Linked DNA regions of Homo sapiens: all the other regions are linked to region 5. Evidence: chromatin contacts called from ENCODE Hi-C or POLR2A ChIA-PET data. All regions are on one chromosome and are shown on one strand. Each heading gives the region's core, a stretch centred on a gene start or an enhancer-like site at or near the end of the contact. The rest is flanking DNA. Distances are from core to core; before and after follow the strand shown. Region 1 overlaps ARSB (arylsulfatase B). Region 2 overlaps ARSB (arylsulfatase B). Region 3 overlaps ARSB (arylsulfatase B). Region 4 overlaps ARSB (arylsulfatase B). Region 5 holds the start of LHFPL2 (LHFPL tetraspan subfamily member 2).

Region 1 (2,700 bases), core at 52-2,551, 160 kb after region 5:
GGTCTGACTCCACATGGTTTTTAAGCCACTTTTCTGATGACGAGGCCTGCATGACCTCCTGGGTGGCTGGGAGGATGCTGTTCTAGAGCACGTAGCTGGCACAGGGTAGCTCAGCATGCTCTCCGGGCACATCCTGTACTGGGTGGAGTGAGATTCAGTTCATGTTGCACTTACACCTCCCCGCACACAGAAGCACTCCCACTAAAGCATTTCCCTAATTTCCGGAGCCACAGGCAGCTTCAGAAGTCCAAATACTTTTGAAGGCCACAAGGGACCCATCTTACTCTCAGCCTTCAAGACAGGTCAGCGCTCCTGCCTCCACTGGTGCCCCCACCCTGTTTGCAGTGATGCTGGAGGGACACAGGATGGCCCCCTGGGCTCCCTCTGCTCGGGTCAACGATGTGTGACTTTTTGCTGGACACGGGGTGTCTAGGGCAGCACACAGCAAGACGCCAATATGTGTTAGCTGTGCCATGTGCCCTACTTTTGATTTCTCAACTAGTCAGAGCTAAGATGTTAATGAAATCTACAGGCTTTCATCTCAGATAACGGATTTGCAAAACAGACATGTATAAATGACAAACTGTGTTTCAGCCACTGTGCTGGGAGGGATACAGAGATGAATGGACAGATGTCCAGGTCCCTGTCTTGGACAGATTCAGCATCTAACAAAGAATGTGAATAAATAACTCTATCATAATGGGCTAGAGCTACAGGTGCATAGAACACGCTGAGCGGGCACCGAGGGGGTTGCAATCAGTATGCAATCCTGCCAGGAAAGGTGGTGGTCAGAGCGGCTGGGAAGGACTTGCCAAGGAAGCTTACATTTGAACTGGATCTCAAAGAACAAGCCAGATTTTACCAGGCACAGAAAGGCAGGAAAGGTCACTTGGGCAACGGGAACAGCATGAGGAAAAGCACGGCAGCACATTGGTGGTGTAGGTGTCTTGTGACAGAGCTTTCGGCACATAACACAGTGCCTCTCTTCTCTGTCTACAACAAAGGCCAGCCCCGTGGAGAGCTAAAAAGAGTGAGGAACAACAGGCAGACAGATGATCCTGGAGCACGTTCAGGGAGGAGGGCAGGAGCCAGGTCTGGCTCAGCTCCCCAAGTCAGCGGCACTTCTTGCCTTCAGCTGAAGCTGGGAGACCCATCCTACGGTCAGGCTGAGGGCCGCCAGAGCCTGCGGCCAGGCCTAACACTAGGCAGAGACGACTCTGCAGCTGTCTGCTCACACTCACTGCCAGTCACGCTTCACTCCACTTTCCTGCTCTGAAAATCACGTCCTGGCAACCTGCCCATCGGACCTGGAGCCAGCCTTGCCCTCTCCACTGCGGGCCTGTAGGCCTGGCCTTGAACCCCAGCCTGCTGACATGCTTCTCAAGCTACAGGCCCATTGCTTTGGCCCTCTGATTCTGGCTGACCATGGGCCACAGAGAGGAATAGGGGGCAGCTGATGCTGGCAGTTGTAGACTGCACAAGCAGGACCCATCTCTGGGCCCTTTCCATCAAGCCTGGTCTGGTGGCCAGTGTGGTGGGCACCCCACTAGACCCCTTGATCCGGTAGTGAGTTCCAGAAGAAAAGGCACAGCTCCAAAGCTCATCTGGAGCAAACTCTGTTCTCCTAATCTCCATTCACTTCTCAAATTTCCCGACCCCCGCAAGCTTCACTGGCCTCCTAGAACCTCCCTACCAAAGGAAAAGGTTAAGTGGTCATTTCTTTAACTCTCATTTCTCTTTCGGGGACAGAGCCTGCTATTCAGGGGCATCAGGGAAGCAGGGGAAATAAGGATGGGAGTGATTAAGTGCATGTCCAAAACCAGCTCTCTGATCTCATGACTTTCTTGTACCCTTGGTACAAGTGCTCCAGAGAGAACTGAGTTGTGAAATGACAGGTAAAAACAGCACAGTGAAAACCCTTCTTGCTTTGAACAGAAAATGCAGTTGGTGCCTGTGAGTTATTTGTTTCTCCTTTGCTTTGGAAAGAGATTGTCTAGAGAATTTGGAAACCTACATCCCATTTCAGAAAGCAGACCAGATTTCTGCTGACAGTTAGTTTGGCAGGGGGTAGAGTTTGTCTGTTTTTGCCATGAGAGCTCGTTTTCTGGGGGACACACCACACGGTTCTAATTCTAGATGCCAGCAAAGCTGCGCCTTTAACCATGAAACTTGAATTAGCATTGAATGGCTTTTGAGTTTTTATTTAGGATGCATTTTAAGAAAATACAAGGCCCTCCAGCTGCAAACAGTAAGTGCCACCAAGGACTATGTGAGTTAAACATCTTTAGGATCTGTAGTCAGCCTTCCTGTGCTTTGGGAGTTTCAGGAACTTTCAACCACAGAGTACTGTGTTCAGTTGTGTCAGAAAATGACTGGGGTTGGATTTCTCCTAAGCTCTCAAAGGCTTTGAATCTTTGACATAGTGTTGTTAACATAGTTAAACTGTTTTCTACACAGAAGGCTTACTCAATACAACAAATTAGCAATACAAGAAAAGTTAGGTAAAGTTTCTATAGAAAATTCAGATCCTACAATGTTAGATTAATTTAACAACATGAAAAAATGTCCAGAGCTGTAGGTGTGATGAACTGAAGGCTCCCCCTGCTTTTGGAGGCAGCAGGAGCGCAGTACAGAAGCATGCGTTTGACACTCACAACCCGCTGCCATCCTATCATCATGTTAGGTTTCATCTTTCCAACT
Region 2 (2,700 bases), core at 201-2,700, 180 kb after region 5:
GGTGATTCTAGATTATTTATCCAGGTGGGCCCAATGTTATCACAAGAGTCCAGAAAAGTTGAAGAAGGAGGCAGAACAGGTCAGACAAGATGAGATGATGGAAGCCAGGTTCAAAGAATGTGCTAGAAAAGGACCCAACCTTCCATTGCTGGCTTTGAAGATGGAGGAAGGAGGCCATGGGCCAAGGAATGTAGGCAGCCTCTAGAAGCAGGAAAAGGCAAGGAAATGGGATGTCCCCTCAGCCTTTGGAAGGGACTGCAGCCCTGCCAATCGGTACCCTGGATTTAGTCCAGTGAGACCCATGTCAGACTTCTGACCTACAGAACTGAAAACATTCAAAAAATACGAAAATAGAGTGATGGTTAAGTATTGGTTGTTTTAAGCCATTGAGTTTATGGTAATTTGTTTGATCAGTGATAGAAAACTAATAGTGTTAAATATTCTTTTCCTTCATTCACATTAAAATCAAGAAAGATAAAACTAAAGTTGTTGAAGTAATGGACAAATTTAAAGATATCCTTTTTGAGAACACCTTTCCTAATCACTCCCAAATGCTGTCACTTCTTCATTTGTCCTTACTGCTTATATTATATCACTTATCATTTGTTCTACTTTATTTTATAACTGTGTTAATATCCTTTCCTGGGCATATGTTTTCCTCTGATTCAAAAGAATCTTTAGAAGCAGGGGCCATATACTCATTCCCTAGGTATTTTCTGCCAGAGGTAACAGACTTCAGTCTATAAATGCCTGATTACTAACATCTTACATTATGGGTTACTAAACAGGCCGTTTAGTCTGTTTTCAACAACGTCCCAGAAATGTTTTCAAAAGTTTTATTTCAGCCTTATACACAAGCACCCTAAAACCCCTAAAAATTCTGACAAGATCAATAAATATTTACAAAATAGATTTACTTTGTAAATTTTAATTTCATTGGATATGTTCCCTAAAATTTTATGAGGTTTTATGTTTTTACAGAATTTTATGGTAGACTCTTTCAAGAAAGATGGATATATTTATCTTTACAGATGGTAAGACTGGGGAACTGAGGTAGGAGAATGACTGGTCCAGACTGGGAGAGGAAAAAAGGAGTCTGGACACCACCAAATCTTTACCAGACCTGGGGAGGCTCCAGGGTGGAAGACGGAAGGGGCGGAGCCACTGGACCTGAGAGGGACTGTTTGGAAGTTAGTCTGCTTTTGTGTTGAAATTCAAAATCAGCATAGAACCTTTAATCAACTATAATTAACAGGCTACACTTGGAAGCTATGGCTAAAATTTCTAGGCTGTACCAGAATTAAAGAAAAGTAAGCAAATAAATAAATGGTCAGTTGGACATGAGACAGTTTGGCATCAAAGTAACCCTGGGGAAAAAAAAACAAACGCTGATGTACAAATGGAGTTATGGGCCACTAACCACGTGGTGCTGTAGAGAAGGGATCTGGTGAGGCAGCTGGCCCTTCATCAAATGGCCTAACTCCAGATGCAGGGCCAGGCCAAGTCCTTCAGGTCAGCTTCTGTGATCTGGCTCAGAGAAGCCCTAGAAAATGTTGCTTACCCTGATTTCTCCAAACATAAAATTGGGGCAGCGGGATTTGCCATTTCTGCGTAGCCTAGGCCAGTGGTGAGAGTTAATTAGTGTTTTTAAAGTGCTGTGGATTTGGTTTGGTTTGTGTATTTTCTCGGGATGAAAGCCAGGATGCCAGCACCAAGTGTTAACAGTGAAGGTTTCATGCGTGCTCCTTGAGATGTGCTGTGTGAAGTGGGGTGGAGGGGATACGAGGCTTGTGGGACTGCCTTTGGCATCAAAAAGGCCACATTTCCAAACAGACTTTAGTGCTCCCCAAAGCGGAGGGGGCAGACTAGAAGCCTTTGAAAATTAAAAAGGAGAAAGCTATCTGTGTTTTGGCTCTGTGATTGAGGGCATGTAGCAACCCACACCAAGGAAAATTTGACGAGCTGCTAAAGACAAATATTGGCAACTAGAGACGACACAAAATTCTAACTGCTCTGACCTAGTACAGGCAGGCACGGAAGCAGCAACTCCCACTCTATAAGAACCCAGCAGATTTCAGATATTCCATGCTTACCGGAACCCTCCTTGGAGGTGGTTTTCACAAATAAAGCTTTATGGCTTTATTCCTGATTAAGGAAGTCACATGTGCTCATAATTTAAAATTAAAACTAGAGAAATACATAAAGTGAAAAGTGCAACTTTCCCACCCTGCCCCAATCGTAGCAGCCAGAATGTAATTGTTGTTCACTGTTGTTTGGACATATTTACAGGAGATATTGTTATAATCGTTCCCAACGTATAGGTGATGAAACAGATGGCTGGAAGAACTTACCCACAAGCTCACAGGAAATAAGTCAGAGCTGGTATTGAATAAAACCCAGGGCTTTCTGGCACCCCCAAACTCTACCTGTTTTACTAGGTGACACTGCCCACCCCACACACAGCTCCCTCATCCCCCCAGCACCCTCCAGTGGAGTGAATACAAGGCACTGACAGGGCTTCCATGACTAGCTCTACAAGCAGAAGCTACCACCATCTGCAGAGTCAGATTACATGTGAATCTAGCAAGGCTAATGTGACTACTCGACCCATTTTTCCAGCCTCCTTTAAATGAGTCATGTCCCATCAACATGCTATTATATAGGTGAGATGATCGTAACTCATATCTGGGTGCCCTTCTC
Region 3 (2,700 bases), core at 194-2,693, 140 kb after region 5:
GCCACCTTCACTTAATGATGTATGCATATTTACTTACAGTAAAACTTACTCACTTGGGCTAAGTGAGAAAAACACCCCAGCTGTCCCAGAAATTTGGTTCTTGAGGAGTTTTCTAAACTGGAAATTCTGTCGAGTATGTTTTTAATGTACAGGCAAGATTTAGGTTTAATTAGCAACTATCTTCAACTTTTGTACTTAAAAGTTCCTAAAAGTAGCTTGTTTATTTATTATGTAAATCAAATGTGTCTCTTAAAGCTTATTTACGCTAAAGTTCAGTTTATACTAAACATCTGATTGGCTGACCACTTCTTTATGGCTCACTCTAACAAAAGTTCAAAGGATCTCAAACTGAAAGTGAGGTTCAAGTCATTAAGGTCCTTCATGTGCCAGCTAGTCAGAGACCCAGAGCCCGTGAGTCCCCCTCCCAGATCAGCGCACCCAGGCCGCATCTGAGCGACTGCGCTGGTGCACATGTGGCTCAAATCTCCAGTCTGCTCATGGTTTTGAATGTCCCAACAACTGCAGGCTTTGGCCAAGGCCACCCTCTCATCTCGCTGTGTGGTAAGGGCTTACATATCCAGACGTGCATGTATGCACTGTTGTCTAGATTTTTGTTTTTAAAAATAATCGTGGACCTAAAAATAGTTTCTTCCTAAAATTAATTCCCTAAAATACACTGACTAGAAGCCCCACACTCTGAACTGATGCTTTAGTGAACCTCTTTGCTTAATTTTTGAAGATGAAAAAAGCCCCTAACAGCTGGGAAGTGGGGCTGTGCACAGCTGTTTTGGATGGCGCAGTGGTATGCCGTATGCCAGGCGTGTCCAATCTTCTGGCTTCCTTGAGCCACACTGGAAGAAGAAGAATTGTCTTGGGCCACACATAAAATACACTAACACTAATGACAGCTGATGAGCTAAAAAAAAAAAGAAATTGCAAGAAAACTCATAATGTTTTAAGAAAGCTTATGAATTTTCAGAAAGTTTACAGGCATGGTGGCTCACGCCTGTAATCCCAGCACTTTGGGAGGCTGAGGCGGGCAGATCACTTGAGGCCAGGAGTTCGAGACCAGCCGGGCCACTGTGGTAAAACCCCATCTCTACTAAAAATACAAAAATTAGCCAGGTGTGACGGTGCATGCCTGTAATCCCAGCTACTCAGGAGGCTGAGGCATGAGAAGCACTTGAACCCAGGAGGTGGAGGTTGCAGCGAGCCGAGATCGCATCACTGTACTCCAGCCTGGACGACAGAGTGAGAATCTGTCGCAAAAAAAAAAAAAAAAAGTTACGCATTCAAGGCCATCCTGGGCCACGTGCAGCCCGTGGGCCATGGGTTTGAATAAGCTTGCCCTATGCCATCACTCTAGTTCTGAAAAGTAACTCAGAGAAATCAATCACTGGCATTTCAATAGCCTTTAGAACAAGCTCTTTTTCTTATCTTATAAAGTCATTTAACCACTCTGAGTTCCTGTTTCCTTGTATGCAAAAATGAGAACCAAAATACTACCTAAATAGAATGAGTGTGAAGAGGAAATAAGATTCTACACGTAGTGAGCATTCTGTGCACCATAAGTGCACGGATTCTGGGTACAGGTCTCTTGAATTTCCACGGTGGTCGCCATAAGCCCAGGCAAATAGGTAAAACCAACTGACCAACTGAAAGAAATCATTTCAATATATGTTGAACCTATGGCCTCTGACTGACAGCTGTCAAGTCAAGGTGTGACCAACTGCTCAACCCTCTTATGACTGTGAGATCTGAACCAGCTGCAAAGGGAACGAGGTATTGTTAGAAAATTATGTGGGGAATATGTGGTAACATTTTCCCCACATAACCTGTAGTGGTATGCCACACTACAGGTCTGGCCAGAATTGTAAAAACAGAGTGCAATAGAACAGAGATTCCCAATTCTGGTTCTGCCTTGGGGTCACTGGAGCCTACAGTCCCTTTCATACCTGTCTTTGGTTCCCTTAGTCTAGCCCAGCTGAGCCCTGGCCTAACATAGGCTGCCTGAAATTACCATCTTCAGCAGCATCTGTTGCACTTATGATGGTCTTTGCACAGCTATTGCCCTAGGACAGTCCCACACAGGACTTCCTGCCTCACCAGGTAGCCCATGTCATGGATGGTCAGCTGGAGCAATTTGAAAGATCTCAAATGTGCCTCCTATAGTATCCATCCTATTATTTTCATGCTGCCTGCAGTGGGCACCTAGGAGACATTCAACTCCCACTCCTTAGAAGACAACGCTCTTTTTCCCACCTCCACACTTACCTTACACATAGTGGGGACAGGGAGGAGCAGGAAGTTTCTACTCTAATTGGCATTTTTATTTAAAATAGATTTTATAGCTAAATCAAATGTTTATGAGCATGGATGTACGCAGTTGGTCAGTGAATTTCAGAATGGAAGAAACAAAAAGATGTCTTCCCAACTGCTCGGGAATCAGAGTCTGGAAAGCAAGAGTAAGGAGACAGCAGAGAGCTGAGAAGTGTCTTGATCCTGTGGCCATGGTCCCCCCAAACTAAATTGATTTACTTCGTCAACAAATACTTCTTGAACTAGTCCTAGTTGCTGGGCACACAGCCAGGTGGAGGAAGGCAAGGAGACAAGCAGTGATGATCAATTTTGATGGGTGTTGTGGCTAGGGATGGGGGCTCTAGGAAGGCAAGGTGGGGACCTTGATTAGTCTAGGGAAAG
Region 4 (2,700 bases), core at 76-2,575, 240 kb after region 5:
TAGTTTAGTATTATAACCATTTTGTCACGTTTTTTAAAAGGAAGTTTGAAAAAGCCAAACAGTGAATAGATGGCAATGCTAGGATTCCAACAAGGTCTGTGTGACACCCCAGGCCTCTGCCCCTAGAGCACCACACTCCTGCTATCCCTAGTATAGAGTGGGCTCACACATGTAGGCCACATAAACTTTCACTTCCTGATGAAAACCACAAGTACGGTCAACCTCAGCAAAGTGTACACTCTTCCTATGAGTGTACATAGGAAGTTATTTCAAGGTAATGGTAATTCCTTTTAGAGAAGGCTTAGCTGCTGTTGGGGAAGAAATTCAAGGCTCTACTGCCAAGGAAACTTTTGGTGGCGCCCTTAACACACCAGTTCTCAGTTCTTTTCTGTGCTTCTCGAAAGGGAGTAGAGAAGAGTCTTGAGTTAGATCAGGTGAGGAAACAATTCTTCAACACATGGGTCGGTGACAGACAATCTCATCATTTGACATCACAGACTTACAAGAATCTTTCTTCAAACCTCCCCACATCACTTCTTGACAAAAACTCAAGGCCCAAACATTCACTCAGGCCAGTTGTTGAAATACACATTCCATTTCATATTGAAGCTGAGCAGACCCGTATATTCAAAACAACAAAAGGTCACCATCAGTAGAAAGAAGAAATTCCTCCATGTTCATGATACTGCACAGAGTAGCAATCACTCATAACCAATGTATCGAAACTTAGAAGAAGGTGCTATTCATGTGATACAAAAATACACTGGAAAGAAATACCTACACTCTTCCCGTGATATCAAGAAAGGCTGAGACAGAACGATTATTTCACTCTGTTGTCTGGATTGCTGTAAGTGATGCTGGCTCAATACTTTAGAAGAAGCCTGTTGTCTCTGTTTTAAATAGATACACTTCTCTGAGGTATTATGTAGTGTCCTTCAGTTGCACATATTTGTTAGTGCTCAACGGAAAGTATTGGATGAAGATGGTGGTGGAAATAAGAGTGGAGATGATGGGGACAAGGGTGGCTGGATCTGGAATCTGATTCTAGGAGCAGCTCTTCAGTTATGACTCAGATAGGAAAATTCTCCGGGTTGTACAGAGAATTTGGCCACTTTTGCTACTGTAGGAAAGGGAAGGTGTTTCCACATATCATTAGGGGAGGCCACGGATGTAGTAAGTGTGACTGTTTTTGCAATTAGTTCTCTGTGATGTTTTGCCATTAGCAATAAGCGATTCTATCAACAGTTATTCTTTTTAAGAGCACTCCAAAGAGAAAGCACTGTCAATGGACACATGTGCAACTTCTCCAAGGCTCTCCTGGCATAGCGCCAACTGCAGATGTGGCCTCAGCAGAAGGGCAGTTCAGCTTCGCCTGTCCTTGTACCCCCACAGATGGCACCTGGCCGATGGTTGCCACTTATCAGCAATGGGGCAGAATCCACTGAGTTAGGACATTAGTTGGTTAACTATATGAGAAATAGGGTGCGGTCCATAAGTTCTAGTTCAGTCTCCTGGGTATTTCAAAGAATTCAACATAAAACTGGTAGGAGTAGCAACAAGAATAAAATAAGCTCTTTTGCAACAAGGTGGAAAAGGGAGTTTCCTATATTGCTCACTGAAGTTTGACATAAATTAGAATTTAAAAAGACAATGGAACCATCAGCATTTCAAAGACGTTTCTTCTCATTTTCCCTTCTAGTTTTATTTTTCGGCAAAAGTTAATTTCTTTCTTGTTAAGAATTCATATTCAAGAGAAATTTTTGTTTCATTTCCTGACTGACATATGAAAAAAATTCCAAATCAAAATAAGATGACGCCAGCTCCTAAAAGAAGCAAAGAAACGTTTTTTCAGGGAGATGGTTTTGCAGCAATGTTTTGGCACAGGGAAAATCTAATTATAAGGCCTTTACTGTCTAGAAAAGAAATGTCAAAGTAAGACAAACATTATCATATACAGACCGTAAATCTCACTTTATTATTCACTATTGAACAAAAATAACTGTCAAAAAGTCATGGAAAAATATTGGTTTGCCAAAGATCTAAGCAAAAACATTAAGTATATGACAATGAAGCCTCATCCATATCCAGCTGATAAAAATCAAAATGAAACCATGACAACAGCATTAATTTTTAGAACTACTCCCCAAACAATTTAATGTGTGGCTTGGCCGTGGAGGGCTGCCCTGAAACATCATCTCTACCCCAACATCCCTGTGCATGCTTCAGCTGGGGCTTACCCTAGTCATCCTTCCCAACCTGACTCAAAGATCACAAAAGGAAAAGCAAGGAAGGCTCTAGCAGCCTCATACCAAGCCTGGACATCTCTTTGAACACGGCCCTGATGCAAGGGTGACTAACAGATGAGTAGGCAACATCGTTTCAAAAATGGAGAAGCCTCTTTGTCCCAGAAAAGTATCTGCTTGTTGATGGTTGATTCTTTGGATTTTTTTTTAAATTACTGAGAGGCAAACTGGAGTGCTAATATATGTCTTAGTACACATCTAAAGGATTCGGTAAATTCAATCTTCTCCTGCTAAAAGATTTTGGAGACATTATCTACCTAGATATTCAAATTACATTCTGATATTCTCAAATCTTATCTTTTTTTTTTTTTTTTTGAGACAAAGTCTCACTCCTCCAACCAGGATGGAGTGCAGTGGCAGGATCACAGCTCACTGCAGCCTCGATCTCCTGGGCTCA
Region 5 (2,700 bases), core at 77-2,576:
GGTGAGCCTCTAACAGCTCTGGCTCGCCGGAATCTTTCCTCCCTCGGCTCCAGCACACACTTTCCATAGCGGCCGCGTTGCAATTTCAAAGAGTTCTCCTTTCCACGTAGGTCACCCACCGATGGTAACCTACATGCACAAACACACTCGCACAATCACAACAGAGAAAATGGGACATACAGGAAATGGCCCGGGTGGAGGCGAGGACGGGGGTGGGGATAGGACTTTGTCTTTACTCTGGTGTTGCTCCCATTGAAACAAGCACATGGACTTTCATGGAACTCATGACCATCCTGAAATAACAGAAAAGTCGAACGGGATTGAAGAAAATCCTTTGCTTTTCTAAGTTCGAAGAACACTGGGCCGCTGAATGGAAGGGAAAAGAAAAAAAAAAACTGTGTGCCTAAAAACATCCAGAAACACACGCAGAGTCTCCCCAGTCCTTTGCCCAGCCCGTGGGCTCAAGCCGCCCATCCCAGATGCGGTCTTCCCCACTCCACGCCCACCTCTTCCAGCCCGCACCCCAAATCACTGAGCTGCCCACAAAAATGCAGTCCAGATTTGAGAAGCAGCTGACGTCTGTGGCCAGAGTGACCCACACGCCACGGACCAGGGACAGCAGGGGCGACCACGGGGCGGCCCCCAGGGAGCGGTGCCAGGCGCGCTGGAACCCGGCGCCCAGCTGCGCCTGGGACCCACGCGCCGCCGTCCGAAGCCCGCCAGCGACGCCCAGAGAGCAGGGCTCGCGCCGGCTTCCCGAGGAGACGCTGTTCCCGGCACAACTTTTTTCCACTTCTGCGGCCGCCGGCGGCGCTGAGAAGCAGCTGTTCCCTTCCCATTCCCAGCACCCAACGCCCATCCCGCAGCACCTCCGACCGCTCGGCGCGGTCTCCCAGGGCGCCGAAGCGAAGTTCCCGCGCCAGCCGCGGCTCAAGCAGCCAGGGCTCGGCCGGCCGCAACGGCTCCCCATGCGCCCGCGCGGGGCGCCCACCTGGCCGGGCCCACCGGCTCTCCCCTCCCGCAGCGCGCGCGGGCCCGACGCCTGCCACTCACCCGGCCCCAGCTCGGCGTCTCCGGCTCCGAGCCCGCAGCCTTCCCCAAGTCAGGGCTTTCAGTGACGCCTCCTCGCAGCCACCTCGCTCTTGCCCCCGCTGGCCGCGCCTGGAAGAAGGAGGCGGGAGGAGAGCGAGAGGAGAGCGGGAGGAGGCGGCGGGAGAGGGGGGCAACGCAAGGGAGGGGAGAGGGTCCGCGGCGCGGGGGAGGAGGCAGCGAGGCGAGAGAGCGCCAAGCTCGGCGGCCGCCCGGGCTAGCACTCGGGGAGAGGGAGGAGGAGGAGGGGCGGGGGCAGCGAGAGAAAGAGGCGGCCGAGCCGCCCTGCCCAGGCCCCGGCCCCGCGCCGCTGCCCAGTCACCATCGCCGCCTCCGTCCCGCGAGCGGGCCGGGCGTCCGGGGGAGGGGTCGGGCTCGGGGCTCCCGGCGCGGCGCGCGGGGCGGGACGGGGGCGGCGGGCGGGCGGACCAGGCCCGGCCTCCGGAGGGGAGTGTCCTGCGGGTCCGGGAGGGAGTCGGCGACAGGGGATCCCCGAGAGGGGGTGTGGGGGCCTGGGAACCGGTCCCTGAGCCCGCCGGGCAGCGGCGGCGGCGTCTCCCGGGGTCCTGCGAGGTTCCTCCGGGCCGCACCGGGGAAGCTCCCGGAGCAGCTTCGAGCAGCCCTGCCGGGAGGGCCGGAGGCGGAGAGCGGCGCTGACGGAGCCGGGGGAGAGAGGCCAGGCTGCTCCGGCGGAGAGCGGGCCCCGGGGCGCTAGGAGCAGTTCCCCCAGACCCGGGCCCAAGCGGAAAGAACGGCCGTCTGGTGACCCCGGAGAGTCCGAAACGGGAAAGGGGCCAAGGGGCGCCTGGACCCCCATCCTCGCCGCCCTCTTCCGGAGAGGAGGCTCCGGACATAAGTTCCCGTGCCCTCTGAATATCTAGGTGTGGAAACTCAATTCCAACAGTCACAAAGATTATTCCTAAATAGAATGCTTGGTGTCCTCAGCTTCCCTGCCCTCAAAATTACGGTTTCAGGATGATTTTCGGAGGCGCTTTAGGAACAGCCTGAAAAGGCATTCTTGTCCAGAGAGGGGATGCTTTAACTCCCCAGCTCCGCCCCCAGGGCTGGGAGCAAAGAACAGAGTTAAATGGCCATGAATTCAGGTGCCAGTATTGTTTGTGATTGAACTGTTAGGACGTGGCACCTCTCTAGGCAAACCCATCTTGTATTCCACCCCTCGCCACCCCCCCGCCCCCCGCCCAGTCAAATGCTCCCATTCCCAGTTTCTCAGCCCCTTGTCTGGGACACCTCTATCCACCAGTCGCCCAGATTCAGATTAGCAGTCAATTTTGGGCCTCGCTCCTCCACTCCCGGTAGCCAGTCCCATTAGTTCTTCATTTTTAATGCCTTTCCAGGTGCCATGTCCTTTCAAGCCCACTGCCGCCTTTCTGGTTCTCGCTATCTGGCACTGGATGGCGTGAGCGGCCTCCTACCGGTTCTCTGCTGGGGTCCTCTCTACACTTGCATCCATATGCGCAGGCCTACAGGTGAATGGCTCTAGAATACCCCTCAGGCAGGCCACTTCCTGTTCTAGAAGCTTTCTGAGGCACTTTGCCAGAGAACATTCTGAATTCCTTAAAAATCATCAGTTCAAAACCATACAACAACTGC

What was found. A loop is a pair of places that touch in the nucleus more often than their neighbours do. ChIA-PET counts read pairs that join two places held with the same protein, here RNA polymerase II (POLR2A). Pooled maps may share reads with other maps.
Region 1: a map of chondrocyte shows a loop between it and region 5 (2.4-fold over the local background). The contact joins the enhancer-like site here to the promoter of LHFPL2 in region 5. A Hi-C loop is called at or near these places in 5 of 168 maps with a recorded cell type or tissue (HepG2, chondrocyte, heart left ventricle and 2 more) and 3 of 50 pooled maps. POLR2A ChIA-PET finds 5 or more read pairs at or near these places in 3 of 52 experiments (BJ, H1 and MCF 10A).
Region 2: a loop to region 5 is called in a pooled map, with 2.5 times the contacts of the local background. The contact joins the enhancer-like site here to the promoter of LHFPL2 in region 5. A Hi-C loop is called at or near these places in 1 of 37 single-sample maps with no recorded cell type and 6 of 50 pooled maps. POLR2A ChIA-PET finds 5 or more read pairs at or near these places in 1 of 52 experiments (B cell).
Region 3: a map of HCT116 shows a loop between it and region 5 (2.4-fold over the local background). The contact joins the enhancer-like site here to the promoter of LHFPL2 in region 5. A Hi-C loop is called at or near these places in 7 of 168 maps with a recorded cell type or tissue (Caco-2, HCT116, IMR-90 and 4 more) and 6 of 50 pooled maps. POLR2A ChIA-PET finds 5 or more read pairs at or near these places in 3 of 52 experiments (A549, BJ and HCT116).
Region 4: a loop to region 5 is called in a map of mammary epithelial cell, with 7 times the contacts of the local background. The contact joins the enhancer-like site here to the promoter of LHFPL2 in region 5. A Hi-C loop is called at or near these places in 12 of 168 maps with a recorded cell type or tissue (B cell, Caco-2, Calu3 and 9 more), 34 of 37 single-sample maps with no recorded cell type and 12 of 50 pooled maps. POLR2A ChIA-PET finds 5 or more read pairs at or near these places in 1 of 52 experiments (HEK293).

Annotation. Positions count from the first base shown.
Region 1 is chr5:78,808,458-78,811,157 of GRCh38, forward strand. All of the region lies in intron 6 of ARSB (arylsulfatase B), which reads right to left. Among named protein-coding and RNA genes, the nearest start is that of LHFPL2, 160 kb to the left of the region's middle. RefSeq lists an enhancer at 1,227-1,727. Within about 2 kb of position 1,302, at least 3 of the 41 ENCODE cell types and tissues checked have a DNase peak (open chromatin) inside an H3K27ac peak, as active enhancers do.
Region 2 is chr5:78,828,866-78,831,565 of GRCh38, forward strand. The region is part of intron 6 of ARSB (arylsulfatase B); the gene reads right to left. Among named protein-coding and RNA genes, the nearest start is that of ARSB, 160 kb to the right of the region's middle. Within about 2 kb of position 1,451, at least 8 of the 41 ENCODE cell types and tissues checked have a DNase peak (open chromatin) inside an H3K27ac peak, as active enhancers do.
Region 3 is chr5:78,791,113-78,793,812 of GRCh38, forward strand. The region is part of intron 6 of ARSB (arylsulfatase B); the gene reads right to left. Among named protein-coding and RNA genes, the nearest start is that of LHFPL2, 140 kb to the left of the region's middle. Within about 2 kb of position 1,444, at least 2 of the 41 ENCODE cell types and tissues checked have a DNase peak (open chromatin) inside an H3K27ac peak, as active enhancers do.
Region 4 is chr5:78,887,651-78,890,350 of GRCh38, forward strand. The region is part of intron 4 of ARSB (arylsulfatase B); the gene reads right to left. Among named protein-coding and RNA genes, the nearest start is that of ARSB, 96 kb to the right of the region's middle. Within about 2 kb of position 1,326, at least 6 of the 41 ENCODE cell types and tissues checked have a DNase peak (open chromatin) inside an H3K27ac peak, as active enhancers do; they include IMR-90, where a contact is called at or near this core.
Region 5 is chr5:78,647,446-78,650,145 of GRCh38, forward strand. It overlaps LHFPL2 (LHFPL tetraspan subfamily member 2), which reads right to left and starts at 1,327. Exons shown (of 5, transcript NM_005779.3): 1 at 1,054-1,327. RefSeq lists silencers at 576-635, 926-1,865.